Linked DNA regions of Homo sapiens: region 2 is linked to region 1. A link is a contact called in ENCODE Hi-C or POLR2A ChIA-PET data. All regions are on one chromosome and are shown on one strand. The core of a region is the stretch at or near the end of the contact, and the rest is flanking DNA. Distances in the headings are between cores, read along the strand shown. Region 1 has its middle 45 kb from the start of SRGN. Region 2 holds the start of TYSND1 (trypsin like peroxisomal matrix peptidase 1).

Region 1 (5,274 bases), core at 1-2,500:
TCCTTCTTGACCCCCATTACCTCAAGCTGGAAGCAAGGTTCCCAGGCAGGGCCTGGGACAGGGGCCTTGCACAAAGAAAGTGCTTGATAAAGCCTTACTGATTTGCTGTGTTACATACGTTGCACCACAGATTGGAAGTGGAAATTCAAATCAACTCAGGGCCCAGACAGTGGTTATATCAGCCTGAGCACTGGACTTGCACATTCATGTTTAGATCAAGTCTGACAGAACCTGAAATTGCAAAAGAGTGGAAACAAGTGTTGCTACAAAATAGCCTAACCACAGTGAGACACATCTCCTTTGTTATCTGTATGACGCTTTTGGTTTCAAAAACACAGCCCTATTGCAGGATCAGTTCTCTGGGCCAGGAACTAGATCTTCTCTATTACTAACAGATCAGCTGAAGACAGCGAGGGGTGGGCCTCTACCAAGGGCCAGGACTCCCATCGCATTCAGAAACACTTTCCAACAAATGGTCTTCCCTTCAGCAAAATGAATCACAAGGTCAAGAAGGAAGTGAGAAGGAAAAAAAGAATGTCGCCCAGGTGTGTTTCTCCTGAGCTATTCGCTTGTTTTATTTCATGGACAACAGTGTTACATTATGTAACTAATTCAGTTTCTTTCATCTCATTGGGTGCTAGGAAGCTTAGAGCCAATCCTGTGACCCACTAAAGTAAGGATGTACTTTCTGTATTAGTCTCTGCTGGCTCCATTTTATGTTTATATCTTCATTTTCCCTCTATTTTTCTCATCAACTTGCTGAAATTTGCCATAAGTCCTATTTAGAACAAGGAGGAGGGTAAGAGGAGAAGGGGAAAAATGGTCCTTGCCCTTGAATAATGAAAAATACATAAGTAAGGAGATAAGTAACAATAACAAAAATAATATTATAGAAGTTAACATTTATGGCTGGGCACAGTGGCTCACCCCTGTAATTCCAGCACTTTGGGAGGCTGAGGCAGGCCGATCACCTGAGGTCAGACATTTGAGACCAGCCTGGCCAACATGGTGAAACCCTGTCTCTACTAAAAATACAAAAATTAGCTGGGTGTGGTGGCAGGTGCCTGTAATCCCAGCTACTCAGGAGGCTGAGGCAGGAAGATCATTCAAACCAGGAAGGTGAAGATTGCAGTGAGCCGATATCATGCCACTGCACTCCAGCTTGGGTGACAGAGAGACTTGGTCTCAAAAAAAAAAAAAACTTAAAAAAAGGAAGTTAACATTTATTTAGCACTTTTGCAAGGGACTTGCCTTTAGCACTTTTGCAAGGGACTGTGGCAGGTAACATTATTTGAAACTTATGCAAGGGACTATGGTATGTATCATCTCACTAATCTCCCTAACAGCCCCACCAATAAAAGTACAGAGCTATTATTTTCCCCCAAATTAGTATTATAGATGAGGAAAGGGAAGCTGAGAGAGGCTAAGTCGTGAGGCCAAGATCACACGGCTAGAAATGGTGTGGCTGGGACCCAATCCCAGGTCTGGGTGAGGCCAAAGCTCAGCCTGTGGACACCACATCTACAAAATCACATGGTAGGGGCAGAAAGTGAAGGTGCCACGGTGAGATGCACAGAGAAGCTGTGGAGGGAAGGTTGGAGAGCCCACTTCCGGCTGGCTGGCTCTAAAAAATGCTAATGTCTTTGACTCAAACAGAAAATATTACTAGGTTCATAGAGCCCCGTTGTAATGATAAATAGCCAAATAGTTAAGAGGCTGCAGGCCCCAATTCTAACGCTCCTCACTTCCCTTCGAACCCAGCCTCAGAGATGACACTTAGGCTGCACATTCCCTGTGGGCAGGGACTGTGTCTTGTTCCCTGTTGGGTCCCCGGAACCCAGTGTGGTGCCTGGCACAGAGGAGGCCCTGAGTAGCATGTGCTGCATTAGTAAAGGAACTCATGGCTCACAGATACTTCACAATCATTGTTGGCGCCATGCAGATGAAGGGAGCTAGACAAAAACCCACACACGTGTATTCTGATGACACACATTACGCAGACACATGCTGCCCTGTGTGTCTCCTCTGGAGGCACCTGCCTTTTCCATTATAACGTGGCTCACATAAGTGGTGTGCAGTTTTTCAAATTTCAATAAAAAGGAAAGACATAGTAATCTAGCTGCTTTTATAGACAGAAATAACAAAATAAAAACAGGTCTCCATCCAGGGCAAGGCAGGAGATTTGAGGGGCTTCAGCAGACAGTTCATGCCTAGATGGCGGGAACATTTTTTTTTCTTTGAGACAGTCTCTGTCTGTTGCCCGGGCTGGAGTGCAGTGGCACGATCTCGGCTCACTGCAGCCTCCGCCTTCCGGGTTCAAATGACTCTCCTGCCTCAGCCTCCCGAGTAGCTGGAATTATAGGCGTCCACCACCACACCAAGCTATTTTTTTTTTTTTTAATTTTTAGTAGAGACAGGGTTTCGTCACGATGGCCAGGCTAGTCTTGAACTCCTGACCTCAGGTGGTCCACCCGCCTCGGCCTCTGAAAGTGCTGGGATTACAGGTGTGAGCCATGGTAACTGGCTTGATTTGATTTCTGCCAGCAGGAAAAGCAGTGCTGACATGGAATCAGTAGGAAACGGGGTTTGCCCCAGGGGTGCCCCTCACCAGGCGAGGCCATGAGAGTCGCCGGAACTTCCATCCCCAATGCTTTGCCTGATGAAGCCCTGGATCACCCTTCCGGGCAAACACACGCACCGCCAGCAGCTGGAAGGCAGAATGGGGTAATCGGGTCCCACCTCAGGCACTGTAGTAGTCAGGTTTTCCAGAAAAACAGCAGGAGAGACTTTAAGGAATCGGCTCATGCGATGATCTGGTCAGGCAAGTCTGAAATCTTCAGGGCAGGCCAGGAGGCTGGAAATTCTAGCAGAAGTTTATGTTGTGGCCTTAAATCCTAAGGTGGTCTAGAGACGAATTCTTTTCTCCTCGGGGGACCTCAGTCTTTTCTCTTAAGGCCTTCAACTGATTGGGTGAGGCCCACCCACACTGTGGGAGGTAATCTGCTTTACTCAGAGTCTACTTATTTAAATGTTACTCTCATTCAAAAAAATACCCTCATAGCAACATCTAGAACAATGTTTGACCAACAACTGGGCACCAGAGCCTAGCCACGCTGACACATAAAATTAACCATCACAGGCACTTACTAGCATTGGGTGTGGCCATGGTGAAAATACCTGCTTCCTAAAAGTGTCAGAGGGTCCGGCAAGTGGCCCATGTGAGCACTCTGTCCCATCTGGCATATGATGGGTTGGCTCAGGTCTGAGTGGGGCCCTGGCTGTATGAAGGGGAGCCCAGCCTCTGGATTCCCATACGTGTCAGCAACAGTTGGGCCTCCTCTATGACCAGGGGCTGCATTCCACAGGTTTGGAGGGCAGCCTGGGTGCAGGGACGCATCCTCCTGCCTTGTTCTTCCTGGCAGCACAGAAGTCCCGGGTGTCAGCAGCCTGTTTCCAGATGGCCTAACCATGGGGTCACTGTTGAGCTCCACCCGAGGGCAGTGATACAAATGCCCTAGCTGAGGGGACTGGATTGTATCCCAAGGAGAGCCAGCTCCAGTGACCCATCTCTGTGTCCTTTGACAAGCTAAAGGAGGGACCAGGCCCTCAGAGACAGCCATCTGAGAACGCCTTGCAGATCACCAAGAGGCCCTTGGCAGACAGTCCATGTTGTATATGACGAGGTTAAACACAAAAGAGCACAGCTTACAGCAAAAGCATGGACAAAGGAGAATTCTTTCCCTAAGCATTCATGTGCAGTCTGTGTAAGTTCCCAGATCTCCTCTATCCAATAGTTTTCAACCATTGACATTGACTTAAAACACCTGAAACAAAATTTAAAATTGAGAAAGGATGACTTTGTTGAAATCATACTCACCTTAAAAATGTCCATTCCAGCTGGGCGAGGTGACTCACACCTGTAATCCCAGCACTTTGGGAGGCTGAGGTGGGTGGATTACCTTAGGTCAGGAGTTCAAGACCAGCCTGGTAAAACCTCATCTCTACTAAAAACACAAAAATTAGCTGGGCATGGTGGCGGACGCCTGTAATCCCAGCTACTCAGGAGGCTGAGGCAGGAGAACTGCTTGAAATGGGGAGGTGGAGGTTGCAGTGAGCCGAGATCACGCCACTGCACTTCAGCCTGGGCGACAAAGCAAGGCTCCTTCTCAAAAAAACGAAAAAAAAAGTCCATTCCAGGCTTGATGGAAGAATGATGGGGACATGTGCACTGCTGCTTCCAAGACAGTGGGCTTCATGCGTATCCAGAACAGGAGTGCACTGGGCCACGGGGAGGGTGAGCAGAGGGTCTGCCGCTCTGTGCATCCTCTGCACACCCATGGCAGGAGTGGATGAAGATGGAAAAGAGATGTTGGAACTTGTCCTGCAGCTCCTCTTCATTCTTCTGTGAGACAGTAAAGAAGGACTTGAATATTGATGAACGTCTACCACAAGTCCCAGTCACAAGAATCACACACCTTCTCTCCCTTCCACAAGGTGAAACAAGACAACTCAAGGTCAAGGTAACCTGTGTAAAAGGACGACTAAATGTGAAACGGTGCCTGAAGGACCAGCGGACAGCAGGCACCTCTCTCTGAACTCCAGCTCTTGAGCCAAATCAAATGGTTGAGCTGGTTAAGTGGTCCCAGTTTAAAAGATGGGTGTCTGTCTTGACCGGGCACAGTGGCTCACATCTGTAATCCCAGCAATTTGGGAGGCTGAGGCAGGAGGATTGCTTGAGTTCAGGAGTTTCAGACCAGCCTGGGCAACATAGCAAGACCTCATCTCTACCAAAAAAATTAATTAGCTGGGCACGGTGGTGCGCACCTGTAGTTCCAGCTACTTGGGAGGCTGAGGTGGGGGGATTGCTTGAGTTCAGGAGGTTGAGGCTGCAGTGAGCCATGATCATACCACTGCACTCCAACCTGGGCAACACAGCAAGACCCTACCTCAAAAAAAAAAAAAAAAAAGATGATGTCTCAAGCAAACGCTTCAGGAAGGATTCCCTGGTGGTTAAAAGCAAATGTTTCCAGAGGAAATTGGCATCGCTGTGAGTCTCAGAACAGCTTTGTCTCAGACCCCGCCCTTCCTACCCATGGCCTCAGGACTAGTTGTCTTTCTCTTTCCCTGATTTCATTTACACTTCAACAGTTACTGAGGGCCTAGCTCACGCCTGTAACCCCAGATACACATGGAGGCAGCGGGGGATTGCTTAAGGCCAGGAGTTTAAGACCAGCCTGGGCAACATAGTGAGTCCCTGTCTTTAAAAACAAAATA
Region 2 (5,274 bases), core at 995-3,494, 1.1 Mb before region 1:
GTTCTGGCTGTGACTTGGGACTTCTTTTTACCATGGTCTGCTGTAAACACAGAAAAACCCAATGCCTAACAGTTCATGCTGGAGTCTTGAGCGTTGAGGGAGAATCACTGGACTCGAGAGAGAAAGTTTGTTTGTTTGTTTGTTTGTTTGTTTTTTGAGTTGGTCTCACTCTGTCGCCCAGGCTGGAGTGCAGTGGTATGAACATAGGTCACTGCAGCCTTGACCTCCTGGGCTTAAGTGATCCTCCCATCTCAGCCTCCCAAGTAGCTTGGGACCACAGGGTTGCACCACCGTGCTCAGCTAGTTTTCAAAATTTTTGTAGAGTTAAGGTCTCATCATGTTGCCCAGGCTGGTCTCAAACTCCTGGGCTCAGGAAATTCTCCTACCTCAGCCTCCCAACGTGCTGGGATTCCAAGTGTGAGCCCCTGTGCTCCACCAAGAGAAAAACTCTTTGATTGCTAGGAAGTTGGGATAAAGAAATTGTGCTGTGATCAAGCCACCTTCTGTGTCATAGAACCAAAAGAAGACCGCCTGCTATGGCAAGATGGCCTAATTTTATTCCTGCCTCATACTATCATGGATAATCGTTTTCCTTTCTCTAGCAGGTTTGTGTCACTGGGAGTACTGGGAGCATTATCCTGTGTTGTGCTGGGGTTATACCAAGCAGTGTTAACTTTATTTAAAGAATTCAGGCAGAAAGATTAGAGAATTTAAGTAGCAATTGTATATGGTAAGCAATACAGTAACCTTAATAAAAATTAATGATGGCCGGGTACGGTGGCTCACGCCTGTAATCCCAGCACTTTGGGAGGCCGAGGCGGGCGGATCACAAGGTCAGGAGATCGAGACCATCCTGGCTAACACGGTGAAACCCCGTCTCTACTAAAAATACAAAAAATTAGCTGGGCGTGGTGGCAGGCGCCTGTAGTCCCAGCGACTGGGGAGGCTGAGGCAGGAGAATAGCGTGAACCCAGGAGGCGGAGTTTGCAGTGAGCGGAGATCGCACCATTGCACTCCAGCCTGGGCGACAGAGCGAGACTCCGTCTCAAAAAAATAAATAAATAAATAAAAAATAATGTGTATTTTATCAATTCAGTGATAAAGCAGACCTTTGTAAACTGTCTAGCTTGTGGTGACTGATTGAGGGTATCATGAAGCTCCGCGCCCCCCCACTCCCCGACATACTCGTTCATCCTCCTCTGTCCTAAAGCGTACTTCTTTGGAAAAGTAGAGCAGTTTATGTTAGTGTACACTAGAGATGGTAAACTATGCCTTGTGGGTCAAATCGGGCCTGCTGCCTGTGTTTGTATGGCCTGTGAGCAAAGAAAGGTTTTTACATATTTAAATGGTTGGAAAAAATATTTAAAGAATGCTATTTTTGGACACAAAAAATTGTATGAAATTAAAATTTCAATGTCTGTATCTTTTTATTGGGACACAGCCACCGCCATTCCTTTAGCTTTTGTATGCAACAGCTGCAGAGTTGACTATTTGAGACAAGTTGTATGGTCCCCCCAAACTGGAACTGTTTCCATTCTGGCCTTCTACAGAAAGTATTTGGACCCTGGCCTAGATAAATCCTGGCTGGTGGTTATGTTATGTGAAATGTGCACACTGTAAAATATAGGCCTGTATGATTAAAATTTTTGATTTCAGCTACTGTTCATAGTCGATTTAAAGGGCAATTTAATTTACAGCAAATCCAGTTTCTCGGAGATTTGTGTTGGGGCTTTGGCAGCAAAAAAAAATCCTAGGAGTAATCTTGAGAGTTCCATGCCCCCTAGTGGATTGCTATAGGGTTTACTTTTAAATTTTCAAAACACTGAATTGGCCAAGGATTTCCTTGGTCCATATTATCCCAAGGGTCAGAGGCTGAAGGTCGCCTAGACCTGGGCAGATGCTCACAGGTACTGTCGTGGCCTGGGCAAATCTAGGCACGTCAGCGCTCATTTCTATTCCCTTTCCCACATTCCAGCAAACGAGACTAGGCTTGAAGGGACCCACCCTCCTCTCCTCTGATTCCTCGTGACGCCGCACTCCTCTTACTCTCCCCGGGGCTCATCCGGGGGAATGGGGCAGATTATGTCCCACCGGTTGGACAAACTAACGAGGGCGGGGAAAGGAAAAAAAAAATCAGAATAGGAAGCCAATCAGAGCTCGGTACAAGCCCAGCCAATCGGGTCGGGTCAATTGGGGCTTAGCCAATCGGGCTCGATGAGGAAGACGTGAGTCAGAGCTTGCGCCTCTCGCTTCCAGCTGTGGGTGGCGCTAGGCAGCTTCAGCCGGACCGGGTAGGGGTCCTCGCTCGCTAGCTTGCTGTTTCTCGGAGAAGCTCCCGAGTGTCCGGCCTAGAGGCCATGAGAAGGCAGTGGGGGTCTGCCATGAGGGCGGCCGAGCAGGCGGGCTGCATGGTGAGCGCCTCCCGGGCCGGACAGCCCGAGGCGGGCCCGTGGAGCTGCAGCGGGGTAATCCTGAGCCGTAGCCCGGGCCTGGTGCTTTGCCACGGGGGCATCTTCGTCCCCTTCCTGCGAGCTGGCAGCGAAGTCCTGACCGCGGCCGGCGCCGTCTTCCTGCCTGGCGACAGTTGCAGGGACGACCTGCGCCTGCACGTGCAGTGGGCCCCAACGGCCGCGGGTCCCGGGGGCGGCGCGGAGCGGGGCCGCCCAGGGCTGTGCACGCCCCAGTGCGCGAGCCTCGAGCCCGGCCCACCTGCCCCGTCCCGCGGGCGTCCCCTGCAGCCCCGGCTTCCTGCTGAGCTGCTGCTGCTGCTGAGCTGCCCGGCCTTCTGGGCCCACTTCGCGCGCCTCTTCGGGGACGAGGCAGCGGAACAGTGGCGCTTCTCGAGCGCGGCGCGGGATGACGAAGTGTCGGAGGACGAGGAGGCGGATCAACTGAGAGCGCTGGGCTGGTTTGCGCTGCTGGGCGTGCGGCTAGGCCAGGAGGAGGTGGAGGAGGAGCGCGGGCCAGCCATGGCGGTGTCGCCTCTCGGGGCCGTGCCCAAGGGTGCGCCATTGCTGGTCTGCGGCTCCCCTTTCGGCGCCTTCTGCCCCGACATCTTTCTCAACACGCTGAGCTGCGGGGTGCTCAGCAACGTGGCCGGCCCACTGCTGCTTACCGACGCACGCTGCCTGCCCGGCACCGAGGGCGGCGGCGTGTTCACCGCGCGGCCCGCGGGGGCGCTGGTGGCGCTGGTGGTGGCGCCGCTCTGTTGGAAGGCCGGCGAATGGGTGGGCTTCACGCTGCTCTGCGCCGCCGCCCCCCTTTTCCGCGCCGCCCGCGACGCGCTTCACCGCCTGCCGCACAGCACCGCTGCCCTGGCCGCCCTTCTGCCGCCAGAGGTGGGCGTCCCGTGGGGTCTGCCCCTCCGAGACTCCGGGCCCCTGTGGGCAGCCGCGGCAGTGTTGGTGGAGTGCGGCACCGTATGGGGCTCCGGAGTGGCTGTGGCACCCCGCCTTGTAGTGACCTGTCGGCACGTGTCCCCTCGGGAAGCAGCCAGGGTCCTGGTGCGCTCCACCACCCCCAAGTAAGCCCGCAGGGCTGACGCCACTTCATCCCTTTCCAGGTCTCAGATCTGGGTCCAGCCCTAATACTCTTGAGTATTGTGCAGGCCTTTCTTGTGTCACGCGGATGCTTTGGGCGTGTAGTGGGTAGAGACCTGGAACCCTCCCCTCATCCTTTATACCCAGAACCCCTGTGGGGAGAATCTGGGGCAAGGTGTCAAGCTCGAAGCAGCTCTGGATTTGGGTACTGTGGGACACCCTGAATCCGGAACAGGGCATCTTTGAGCTCCCCTCAAAGGCTGAGTTTCTTCTGGGCAGCTTCACTGTCTGATAGCCCTGCACGCCATACCCCTCGGTTCTCTGGCCCTTTGAACAGAGATTCCCTAACCCTGCTGCTTCTCCTCTGAAAGTGATAAGGTCCCAGAGGCCCAGGATGGTGCTCTCCTGGGGTAAGGAGATGGGTATGTTAATTTTATCCATCTTTTAGTGCTTAGCCAGAGCTTCCCGTCTGAGTGAAACGTGAGTTTCTACGTAATCAGAAGGTAGGGGGGTGGCCCACGCAGCTGTACATGGTTCAGCCCAGCCTTGCAGCCCAGGCTTTTCCAAATCTCTTCCTGAATCCCCAAGCTTAGCCAGGTGTGGGTAACACTGCCCAGTTTTGCCATAGGTGTCCCCACTGTGGCCTATAGGACAGCCATGACTTTATAGGGAAGACTGATGATGAAGGTTTGCCTATGGTGTGTGGCCCCCACCAGATTCCTTCCACTCCCCCCACATGCCCCTTGCTCCTAAGGAGACTGCCAGGTCTGTTGGAAGCTACCCCTGCAGAGTGTGTAGTAGGACGCCCCTGTCTGATCCCGGGCAAGTCACTTAACCTGTCTAAGCTGCCTCCCCGGGAGTTGACGCTGAATGTCGTGGAACGGAGCCTGTCACGTCGTGTGCTACAGAAGTGTTAGCGTGTACGTAAATAGGGACCCAGAGGAGTGAAACCATGTCATATCTGACCCACCAACTGACGGGATTGTTGTGGGTATCAACGAGGCAGTGAAGGAAAGTGTTGTGTTTGCCTTGGCTCCTCCCACTTTGTTTGGTGTTGGGAATGTTACTGAGCGTCTCTGGGCCTCAGTTATACCACCTAAAATGGAGATAATGCCAGTGCCTAGTTTATAGGGTCGTGAAGACTAAATAAAGTGATGTCCACAAAACACTAACACCAAACCTGGCCCACAGTGCTCACTAAGTGTCAGGTTGATTATTCAGGTACAGGAAGCTTTAGAGAAGTAGCACAGTTTGTCAACCACCTTTGGAGATACCACAGAATGGTTACATGACTTGCCCAGAGTTGCCTGCTGGTCGATTCAGGGCTGATACCCAGATCTTCTGACTTTTACTGTCACTCTCAGCTCCTTGATTTCTCCCAAGTACTGAGGAGTCAGAAAGCTAGCCTGTCATTTGTTTCCCTTGCTCCCAGGAGTGTGGCCATCTGGGGCCGTGTGGTATTTGCCACTCAGGAGACATGTCCCTATGACATAGCAGTGGTGAGCCTGGAGGAGGACCTGGATGATGTCCCCATCCCTGTGCCCGCTGAGCACTTCCATGAAGGTAAAGGACGAAGGGCGCAGCCTGAAGGAGGGCCCCTCTGAGCTAGGGTGGGCCTCAGGAAGGAGAATCAGTGTTGGGCATTCTCATGAAGTCAGGGTAGCATTGGTCAAGGTCCTTGGAGGCCTGCCTCCCTTTTTGTGCTGGTGGGGCACATGGAGTGCCCTGGGAAGGA

Evidence for each region. A loop is a pair of places that touch in the nucleus more often than their neighbours do. ChIA-PET counts read pairs that join two places held with the same protein, here RNA polymerase II (POLR2A). Pooled maps may share reads with other maps.
Region 2: a pooled map shows a loop between it and region 1 (2.3-fold over the local background). The contact joins the promoter of TYSND1 here to the enhancer-like site in region 1. A Hi-C loop is called at or near these places in 2 of 50 pooled maps. POLR2A ChIA-PET finds 5 or more read pairs at or near these places in 2 of 52 experiments (RWPE1 and activated T-cell).

Annotation. Positions count from the first base shown.
Region 1 is chr10:69,040,692-69,045,965 of GRCh38, reverse strand. No RefSeq gene overlaps it. Among named protein-coding and RNA genes, the nearest start is that of SRGN, 45 kb to the left of the region's middle. Within about 2 kb of position 1,250, at least 6 of the 41 ENCODE cell types and tissues checked have a DNase peak (open chromatin) inside an H3K27ac peak, as active enhancers do.
Region 2 is chr10:70,143,670-70,148,943 of GRCh38, reverse strand. It overlaps TYSND1 (trypsin like peroxisomal matrix peptidase 1), which reads left to right and starts at 2,244. Exons shown (of 4, transcript NM_173555.4): 1 at 2,244-3,523; 2 at 4,972-5,102. The coding sequence starts at 2,358. It overlaps SAR1A (secretion associated Ras related GTPase 1A), which reads left to right. Exons shown (of 7, transcript NM_020150.5): 7 at 1-1,655. RefSeq lists silencers at 2,473-2,782, 3,113-3,342 and an enhancer at 2,933-2,982.